2 separate regions of the Homo sapiens genome follow, and region 2 is linked to region 1. Evidence: read pairs that join two places in POLR2A ChIA-PET (ENCODE). Cell type or tissue: GM12878. All regions are shown on one strand.

The links. Peaks named below come from ENCODE experiments on the same cell type or tissue, not always from the same donor. Only the 100,000 strongest peaks of a DNase experiment are listed, where the experiment ranks them.
Region 2: POLR2A ChIA-PET joins it to region 1 with 5 read pairs; 2 of 35 experiments call an interaction of 5 or more read pairs at or near these places.

What each region holds. Positions count from the first base shown.
Region 1 is chr10:96,984,977-96,989,976 of GRCh38, forward strand. LCOR (ligand dependent nuclear receptor corepressor) reads left to right here. Exons shown (of 8, transcript NM_001346516.2): 8 at 1-5,000. The coding sequence ends at 158. Among named protein-coding and RNA genes, the nearest start is that of SLIT1-AS1, 120 kb to the right of the region's middle. RefSeq lists an enhancer at 1-269. In GM12878, no CTCF peak of the experiment used is centred here; no DNase peak of the experiment used is centred here; H3K4me3 peaks cover 371 bases; H3K27ac peaks cover 437 bases.
Region 2 is chr10:96,858,410-96,863,409 of GRCh38, forward strand. The region is part of intron 2 of LCOR (ligand dependent nuclear receptor corepressor); the gene reads left to right. Among named protein-coding and RNA genes, the nearest start is that of LCOR, 29 kb to the left of the region's middle. In GM12878, no CTCF peak of the experiment used is centred here; a DNase peak (open chromatin) is centred at 2,576; H3K4me3 peaks cover 354 bases; H3K27ac peaks cover 1,226 bases.

The DNA.
Region 1 (5,000 bases):
GGCCTCAGAAAGCCACGAATAGGAAGCAGAGTAGTGGAAAGACTCGGGCCAGACCCTCAACGAAAACCCCAGAGAGCAGTGCAGCTCAGAGAAAGCGAAAGCTGAAGGCAAAGCTGGACTGTTCGCACAGCAAACGGAGGCGGCTGGATGCAAAGTGATTGGAAAGATGGTAGCCAAGAGTAAAACTGTTCTATAGAAGTAACCTTTTATTTTGCATTAACTAAATCTGCTTTTATAAGCTTATCAAGCCTTTCAAATTTACAGTTAATGGAGAACACCGTAATTTGAGATGTCAGAAAATGCATCTCAGATGGAGAAGGGAACTTGCAGAGTCCTTCTCTGAGGCTAAGGGAAGTTATATATTATATTCTGGTTGTTCCTTGGGTTTTAAACTTGGAACCAAGCAGTTTTCGTTTTTAAAAGTACAGTGCCTTATTTATCCTTTTTGTTTTTAAATTTACAAAAGCTAAAAAGCTGATCTATGTGATTAAAGGCTTGTATTTTATACTTGATGCACAAGCACTTGTACTGTAGCCGAGAAGACCACCATCATGCACATAAAAGGAGCTTTTCAGCAGCCACCCTGCAGCATCTGCCCACGAACAGATGCCCTTCTTTGCAAACCCCAGCAGTGAACTTCCCTCTCTGTCTTGTTTGTTTGTTTAGATGATGTTTGAAAGCTAAACCAAATCATTTTATGGTATGCAGAGGATTTATAATTATAAAAGATTACTATTTCTGTTACCCCCTTTTAAAAAAGATCATGTTCATTGTTGGTCCCTCCTCTCACCTTTGATGTTTTGTCATTTGAGAGCATGTATTCTAAATTATGTGCCCATGGGACAAGAGATATGTCACAAGTGTTAATTTTTGTTTACAAACTCTAAAAAATCATTTGCATCCCCAAACTGTATTACTAATTCTCACCATCTTCTTCATTTCTGGTCTTGCTAGCACTCCTGCAAGGCTTCCATCCTACTTCGGGAGGAAAAAGCCTAGGATTTTTTTTTTCCATCTTGTAGCTGTAATTTGATGATTAGGATGAAAATGACTCTTATTTTCTTTCTTACCCAGAGTACTTCCATATTCAAAGAAAGCCGAACTATTATTTCCAGTAATAGAAAGGTTTAAGAATATGTATGTCCATGTGTGTTTGGGTGCATTTGCATGTGGTTATCAGCCACAAATGTCTCCCAATCCCAATTTTACAGTAAAATTTTTTCCCTATGCAGTGTGCTTGGGTGTCCCTGAGTTGAGTAATTAGCAAAGGACAGATGGTTTAAAAGTAGCCCAGTGTCTCTGTGAGCATCCCCAATACCACTTTGGTACCAGACTCAGAAAGATCTAAAACAGCATGGAGTTATGTAAAGGTTAGAGCAGCCTTGCAGTTGGAGGAAGCAGCTCCAGCATCTGTGAAGAGCCCACACACCCCCTACACCCAGAGCTGATGTTCAGCTGTATGCTCCAATGTGAATGTACTTGTTGGAGTAGACGTTCATTCTGATTGATTAACACCATCCTAGTAGTTAAATGCTTGTAGTATCACTCCTGCCATGTCATGTCAGGCTCTATTCCGTGTCTCAGAAGTGAGAGCCACAATGTTTTAATGACTTTGTTTGCCTTTCCCAGGTGAAGCCTGAGACAGGCGCATTGGCTTCAACCTAGTGCCTGTGACCTTGCTCCATTATTATAGTGCAGCGTGTACTTGACTTTTCCATTGGGCCGCTCTACAAAAAAAGGCTTGGTTGTTGAAGCCTCAGTCAGCTTCCTTAACCGGTTCTGTCACCAAAATCAGCTTGTATGGACAGCTGCTGCCCTGTCCTTTTTATTTGAAAATTTTCCATTTAGGTTGTTTCAGATCTCTTTAGATAAGCCCAGATGGACTTTTTTCATGCAAATCATGATAATACAGGCCTTCTACCCATTCTGTTAAAGGTTTGCTGTATATCATGGGAACTTCTGATGATTGGATAAGACTGGAGAAAAGTATTTGATTTGTGAGAAATTTAGAATTGTGTTGAATTTCATAGCTAGAGAAGCTTGCTGTCTTATGAAGCCCTGATTTTTTTTCATGTCTTCTCTATCTGATGAGTCTTTTTCTTTTTAGTATCTTTGACTTTGGCCATTCAAGAGCTACCTACATTAATAAAACTGCTGAGTGTGTATGTTGGCAACCCTTTCTCAGCATTAAGTTGCACAGAGGCATTAATGTGTTTTGAATAGGTTCATTTAATCTTAAAAAATGGTTTTAAGGTTTTAAAAATGTCTTTTCATATAGTTGTCACTGGATATTGTGTTTGTGGTGACTTAAACAGCTGATGTTTGCCAATGTCAGGCATGCTGATTCCTGTACAGAAGAGGTGCCCCGTTGGCTGCATACCGACTACCTTGTAAGGTGCTTGGATTAGGTTAGGGAGAGGTGTAAGGTAGTAAGTGGGTGGAACTTTTCCAGTTCCAAGTTTGTAATTCATTCCATTCCTTTTCTAAGTTCTTTTTCATTTTTAAAAGCTCAGTTAAAGATAATAGCCTTCTTTCCCATTCTAGGCTGTGTGTGAGAAAAGGTGTTAATGTGTATGTATGTATTTTATATACCTAACAATGCAATGGATCATCTTTAAAATCAACTTATACTTTATAATAAGGACATTTAAATAGACCAAGAGTCTACATAATTATGACACTTAAAAGTTTAGAATTTTTTATATTTGTTGAATCTCATTTTTGCTGATTCAGTTAATTTTGTTAATAGAAGAAAGAAAACAGCAAAACTTGAGGGCTAATCCTGCAAGGCCCTTTGATACCTACAGCAGGTACTGGCAAAGCAGTTTCCCAGATACCTCCAAGCTCAGGTGTGGTATTGACTCAAGTCTGCTATTGTTTTCCCTACCTTGCAAAAACCTTCTTCCCAGAGCCATCTTCAAGAATGGCTTACCACACCAGATGCAAAAGCAGTCCATCCCACATTCCGATCCAAATCAGAAAGGAATTCTCCTGGGTGTACACTCAGTGAAATGACTGTTCCAGTCTTGGGGCTGAAGTTGATGACCAAAGGACACTGGTATTCTCTGAGTTTCTGGAGAAGCTGGAAGATGCCTGGGAAGCAATCACTGAAGCTCTGCCATAGCTCCCGTAGAGGAGGGCCCTCTTCAGGACACCCATCTTCTATCCTACGAGACTCCCTGCTATAGATGGACATGCAGGAGACCACTCCCTCACTTGGGGTCCTGAGCCTCACCCCTAGCACTTCCTCAGACAGGTAACAATCTTGCAGCACAGCAGGAAGGTTGTGAACCTTTATTCTGCTCCTGAGGCTTCCTTCATAGGAATGCTGTCAGTTTCTGTAAGTCACCAGTCACTAGCCCCTTGGATTCCTTGTTAAAGACTTCTGTGCAGCCTTATCTAAAATGATAATCTTAGGCTGTGAGTCTCCTGCTGTATTGTTCCTAAAATCGTATGGATAGAAGAGGTGCCCTTAGTCATCCCTTTACATATGTGGTGCTTTCTAATGGGATCTCTATGCATCACATACTATGCAGGTGAATTTCTCACTGTTCAGATAGGTCATCAGTAAAAGGCATCACTTCAAGATAATTACTTTGAATTGAGGTTTGGCCTCTTTTCCTGCTTTGTAATGGGTTCGGTCATGAGGGTGGGAGCTGTCATTCACATTTATGGGCAGCATTCCTGTTGATTAGTGGACCTAAGAGCCAAGTAGGAAAATATAGCATGCTATGTGATACAAGCTGGAGATGCTGTAGTGTTACTATCAGCAAGTTCTGTGCAGACTGCCTTTCGGATTCCAGATGATCTGTCAAGGGTCTGCCAACTGTGGGCTGGTCGCTTGTTTGTGTAAATAAAATGTGTTTGGAATATAGCCACACCCATTTTCTTAAGTTCTGTCTGCGGCTGCTTTCGCACTGCAAGAGCAGAGTTGAGTAGCTGCGGCAGAGACCCGTGTGGCCCTTACAGCCTAAGATACTATCTGGACCTTCAGAAAACATCTGCTGATCCCTGCTTGAGAAAGTCATCCTTTTCAGGAACAAATATTCTTGATTTTCCTTCTCTCTTCTGCCCTTTTCTCTCTGTTCTTCTTTACTTCTCATTTTCCTTGTCTCCATTTTTTCTTTTCAAAGGAGACATGTTATATCGATATGCACTACTATCCCCTTAAACTTGAGCAACCTTAGCATTCCATCTTCTTAAAAAAAACCATCACAGTAGCCAAAATGAGGCCACCTTACCGTATCGAGCCGGAACCCATGAGCAAATAGGGATTCAGAGTTCTAAAATTATGTGGCCTGGGCCTCTCATTTCACTCACACAGAACTGACTCTGGCTTTATTTCTTGTTTATTAAAGTAAGCCAAGATTTTGTTTCTGGTAAAATTAGTTGAGACTACTTTAGTTGGACTTTTAGTCCTCTGAATGTCACATTTAGATATGGAAAATGTTTTTTCACAGAGTAGAAACAAAGTCTGATCACAATCCCAAAGCTTTGTTTATTCTTATATAATATTTTGGTACTGATACCTTTTCAGCCACATACTTTCAAAATAATTTTATTAAAGGTAAGCCAACAAATAAAACATAGAGGCTTTTGAAGTGCTTTAATATTGATTTAAAAAATTGGAGTTATAACCAGAGTATGACTGAAAAGCTATTATAGTCTTCCTCCTTTTCCAAAAACTCAAGGATAAGGATATATATATATATATATATATTTTTTTTTTTTTTTTTTTTTTTTAATAGAGACGAGGTTACGCTATGTTGCCGAGGCTGATCTGAAACTCCTGGCCTCAAGCAGTGCTCCCACCTCAGCCTCCCAAAGTGCTGGGATTACAAGTGAGCCACCGCACCAACCCAAGTATGAGTTTCTATGCTGGTTTTTTTTTAATGTGATTCAATGTCCTGTCAGTGAAAAATTTTTGTCAGTGGCCCCAAATCACTGATCGTTTTAGTTGTTTTGAAACAATTATCATTTTGAATTCTTAGTATTACTTT
Region 2 (5,000 bases), 130 kb before region 1:
TTAGATTGTGAGTATAAAATGTTCATGATCCTTCCAGAACTACAGGGTTACTTACTGACATACTATGTGTGTGACACAGTTTGCTAGAGAAACAAACCAACCATAAATAATTGTAGGCATAATAAAGGGTGAGACTATCATGAGTTTCCTCACAGTGGTGCTGTGGTCAGAAAGAGATATTCAATATGATTGTCACCATTCTGGCTAGCATTTAGTAATTAGGCTTGTCATTACTTTTGGGGATGATCATAATGTGGAGTGTCATTAGGGAGGGGAAAACTTTATGAATGTTTGGATACTTAGGGTTTTTTGTTTTTTTAAAATAACTCTGGGAGTTTCTAATATTGTTTATATTTTGCTATCAGGACCTCACAGATCCGTACTTTTAACAAGCATGAATGAATTTGTAACTTAGATTCCAGAACCCTGCCTGGCAGATGGCCTGGTGGATAGGGCCATCTGTGTCCATTACACAGATACAAATTATTCTTTCTCTACTGGCTCTCCCTGTCCTTTGCTAAATTTGAGAAAGTAACCTTAAAAAAGTGAGGTTCTTTTCTCAACCATACGGCACATTGCAGTATTGTGCTTTTATCAGGACACTTTGTATTGCAAATGATAGAAACCCAACTCAGGTTAGTTTAAGTCAAAAAGGTCATTTTGTGGGTTTATGAACTCGGAAGTTCAGAGCATAAAATGAGGTTCTAACATGACAGGATCCAGGAGTTTTAACTGATATCATCAGGAATGTTTCCTTCTTTCCATCGGTAAGCATTTTGTTGTACTTTTGGCTTTGTTCTTTGGCAGGTATGATGGTAAAGATGGTCAGTGGCATCTGTTGCCCGGCTGGAGTGCAATGGCACAATCTCGGCTCACTGCAACCTTAGCGTCCCGGGTTCAAGCAATTCTCCTGCCTCAGCCTCCCAAGTAGCTGGGATTACAGGCGCCTGCCACCACATCTGGCTAATTTTTTTGTATTTTTAGTAGAGATGGAGTTTCACCATGTTGGCCAGGCTGGTCTCGAACTCTTGACCTCAGGTGATCCACTTGCCTCAGCCTCCCAAAGTGCTAGGATTATAGGTGCGAGCCACCGCGCCCAGCCTAGACTTGTATCATTCTTAAAGTCCAGAATCCCAGAAGGAGGCATGTGTCTCTTTCCTTTTTTTGAGACCGAGTCTCGCTCTGTCGCCCAGGCTGGAGTGCAGTGGTGTGATCTTGGCTTACTCCAAACTCTGGCTTCTAGGTTAAAGTAATTCTCGTGCCTCAGCCTCTTGAGTAGCTGGCACCACAGGCGTGTGCTACCAAACCTGGCTAATTTTTTGTATTTTTAGTAGAGAAGGGGTTTTGCCATGTTGCCCAGGCTGGTATCAAACTCCTGAACTCAAGCAGTCCACTCTTGGCTTCCGAAAGTGGTGGGACTACTGGCATGAGCTGCGGCACCTGGCCTGATGTGTCTCTTTCTGTATAGTACCAGCCAAACTGAGTGGATAGAAGGACATTGGCCAGGCCTGGGTCATGTGGCCCATCCCTGAGCCAGTCAGTATGGCCAGTGGAGTGTGGTTCTCTGACTTGACCAGGGACAAGTGCCCGCTTTTGGAGAGGGGCTTAAGATCAGCCTTCACTTAAGGGCTTGAAGGAGAAGAGTGGTTCTTCAAATGAAAATTGGATGCTGTTATCTAACAGAAATGGATATAGGTTAGGCAAAAATTGATAAATATTCTAACCATGAATCTAGATCTAATTTTGAAGAAATTGACTGACTTGGGCCATGTGGTGGGTTGAATTGTGTCCCCCAAAAAGATACAATGAAGTCTTAACCTCCAGTGCCTGTGAATTTTAGCTTATTTATACATAAGGTCTTTGCAGTTAAAATTAAGATGAAGTCATACTATATTAGGGTGGCCCCTAATCCAACAAGTGATAACTCCAGAAGAAGGGGGAAATGAGGATACAGACACGGAAGATGGAGGCAGGGATTAGAGTTACACTGCCACAAGCCAAGGAATGCCAAGGATTGCCAAGGATTGCTGGCAACCACCGGAAGCTAGGAAGAAACAAGGAAGGATTCTTTTCTAGAGCCTTTGGAGGGAGCATGGCCATGCCAATACCTTGGTTTCTGACTTCTAGCCTCTAGAATCGCAATGTTGTTTTCAGCCAGTTACCCAGTTTGTGGTAGTGTGTTCCAGCAGTCCTAGAAAGCTAATACAGACTATATTTGGCACATGCTGAAATTTAATTTTGGGTAAGTCCATCGTTTTGAAATAAAATGCTGACCATAAGTTTTCCCGGTGGATATCTTCAGAAAATGTGATGTTACTTTGTGGTTGGTTATATTTATGGAACTTTACATTTTAGTCTATAGTTACAGTTTAGCTGAACCTGTGTTCCTAGTTGATGGACAGCTAAACATTTCTTAGTGTGTCCTACTCAGCAGTCATGTGTGAAAACTAATAGAAGAAATAAAGTGAAACGCCTACAGTAAATACATGCCAATATCCTGAGTATAAAAGAAAGAGTATGTTTGGGGCAGTTAGCTGTTGAGGTAAGGACAGTTAGTATTTTGGTGAGTCTAAGCAAAAAGTTAATAACTTGAACGATATTTCTGGGTTCTAGTTCATTTTCAGCAAACAGAGTTGGATAACACCTTTAAGGTTGGCTGGACTTTGAAAAAAACGTAATGAATATTCTTTTGGTTTCTAATTTATAGAAAGTGGGTATCTTCTTGTTCTGTAATTTTGTTCAGAACCTTTGTGGTGTGACAAATTCATTTTTGAGGAACCTAAGACTACTGGAAAAACAGATTTAGGAGACCTATGCAAGTACTTTTAAATACATATGCTTTCCCTTCCAGCCCCACTAAAATTCACTAAAATGAAATAACAGTAAGTAAAGAAAATGTCATAAGTTCGTAGTGATGAATGCAGTAAGCTTCTTCTAACACTTATAAATATTTTTGACAGTGGTAGTGTGAGTGTGGGAAAACAAAATCTGTTTTTCCTCTGCTCACACCATATTACAATAATCACAATCTTCAACACAGAACAGTTCTGTGACCAAACGTGGGTTTTTTCCCCCACCAATAAGCAGGCATTCAATTCTGCAGTGGACACTAGGTGAGTCTCTTCTCTTCTCTTTTCTCTTTCTTTTTTTTTGAGACAGGGTGTCTCACTCTGTCACCCAGGCTGGAGTTCAGTGGCATGATCACAGCTCACTGCATCCTCCACCTCCTGGGTTCAAGTGATTCTCCTGCCTCAGGTGCCTGAGTAGCTGGGGTTACAGATGTGTGCCATCACACCCGGCTAATTTTTGTATTTTTAGTACAGATGGGGTTTCGCCATGTTGGCCAGGCTGGTCTTGAGTGATCTGCCTACTTTGGCCTCCCAAAGTGCTGGGATTGCAGGTGTGAGTCACTGCGCCCAACCAAGGTAGGTGTCTTCTAACTCAATTCCAACACTATCTACCTGGAGATACCATCAGATCCCACATGTAAGGTCTCCATCTCTAAGACTGACCCTCCTCCTTCAGACAGCAATCTTAAGTCTGGGCTTCTGGAACTTCTTAATGGCTGTCTTCAAGTTGGGGTTCCCATAACTCCCTCTTTGCATTTGATTACTTTGCTAGAGTAGCCCACAAAACTCAGGGAAGCACTTATTTACAGTTACTGGTTTATTATAAATGATATTACAAAGATACAGGTGAAGAGATGCATAGGGCAAGGCATGGAGGAAGGGGCACAGAGCTTTCATGCCCTCCCTGGGCACACTACTCTCCAGGAGCCTCCACATGTTCAGGTATTTGGAAGCTCTCCAAACCCAGTCCTTTTAAGTTTTTATGGGAGGCTTCGTTACATAGACATGATTTTTTTTTCTTTTCTTTGTTTTTGAGATAGCGTCTCACTTTGTTGCCCAGGCTGGAGTGCTGTGGCATAACCTTGGCTCACTGCAGCCTCGATCTGAAGCAGTCCTCCCACCTCAGCCTCCTTTGTAGCTGGGACTATAGGTATGCACCACCATCCTCGGCCAATTTTTCTATTTTTTGAAGAGATGGGGTTTCACCATATTACCCAGGCTGGTCTCAAACTCCTGACCTCAGGTGATCCGCCCGCCTCAGCCTCCCAAAGTGCTGGGATTACAGGCATGCATCACCAAGTCCAGCCACGTAGGCATGATTGGTAAACTATTGGCCATTGGTGATCAACTTAACCTTCAGCCCTTTTCCCTTCTCCAGAGTTTGGAAGGTGGGTTGCAAGTCTCAACCCTCTAATCCTGTCTTGGTCTTCCTGGTGGCCAGCTCCTATCCTCAAGCTACCTAGGAATTGCCAGCCCCCGTCAACTCATTGGTGTACAAAAAGACAACACTTTGTAGTCTCTAAGGATTTTAGGAGTTAAAGAGGGTCCAAGACCAAATATGTATTTCAGAATATCACAAGTATCTTTTTTAAAGTTTAGTAATATGTTTTCTTTCTTTTCTTTTCTTTTTTTTTTTTTTGAAACAGAGTTTTGCCCTTGTGGCCCAGGCTGGAGTGTAGTGGCATGATCTCAGCTCACTGCAACCTCTGCCTCCTGGGTTCAAGCAATTCTCCTGCCTCAGCCTCCCAGGTAGCTGGGATTACAGGCACCCACCACCACATGCCCGGCTAATTTTTGTATTTTTAGGAGAGATGGGGTTTCACCATGTTGGCCAGGCTGGTCTCATACTCCTGACCTCAAGTGATCTGCCCACCTCAGCCTCCCAGAGTGCTGGGATTAGAGATGTAAGCCACCATGCCCAGCCGAAGTAATATGTTTTCTTTTTCTGTTTTTTTTTTTTTTTGTGATGGAGTCTCACTCTGTTGCTCAGGCTGGAGTGCAGTGGTGTGCTCTCAGCTCACTGCAACCTCCGCCTCCTTGTTTCAAGTGATTCTCCTGCCTCAGCCTCCTGAGTAGCTGGGATTACAGGCATGCACCACCACACTTGGCTAATTTTTGTAGTTTTAGTAGAGACGGGGTTTCACCATGTTG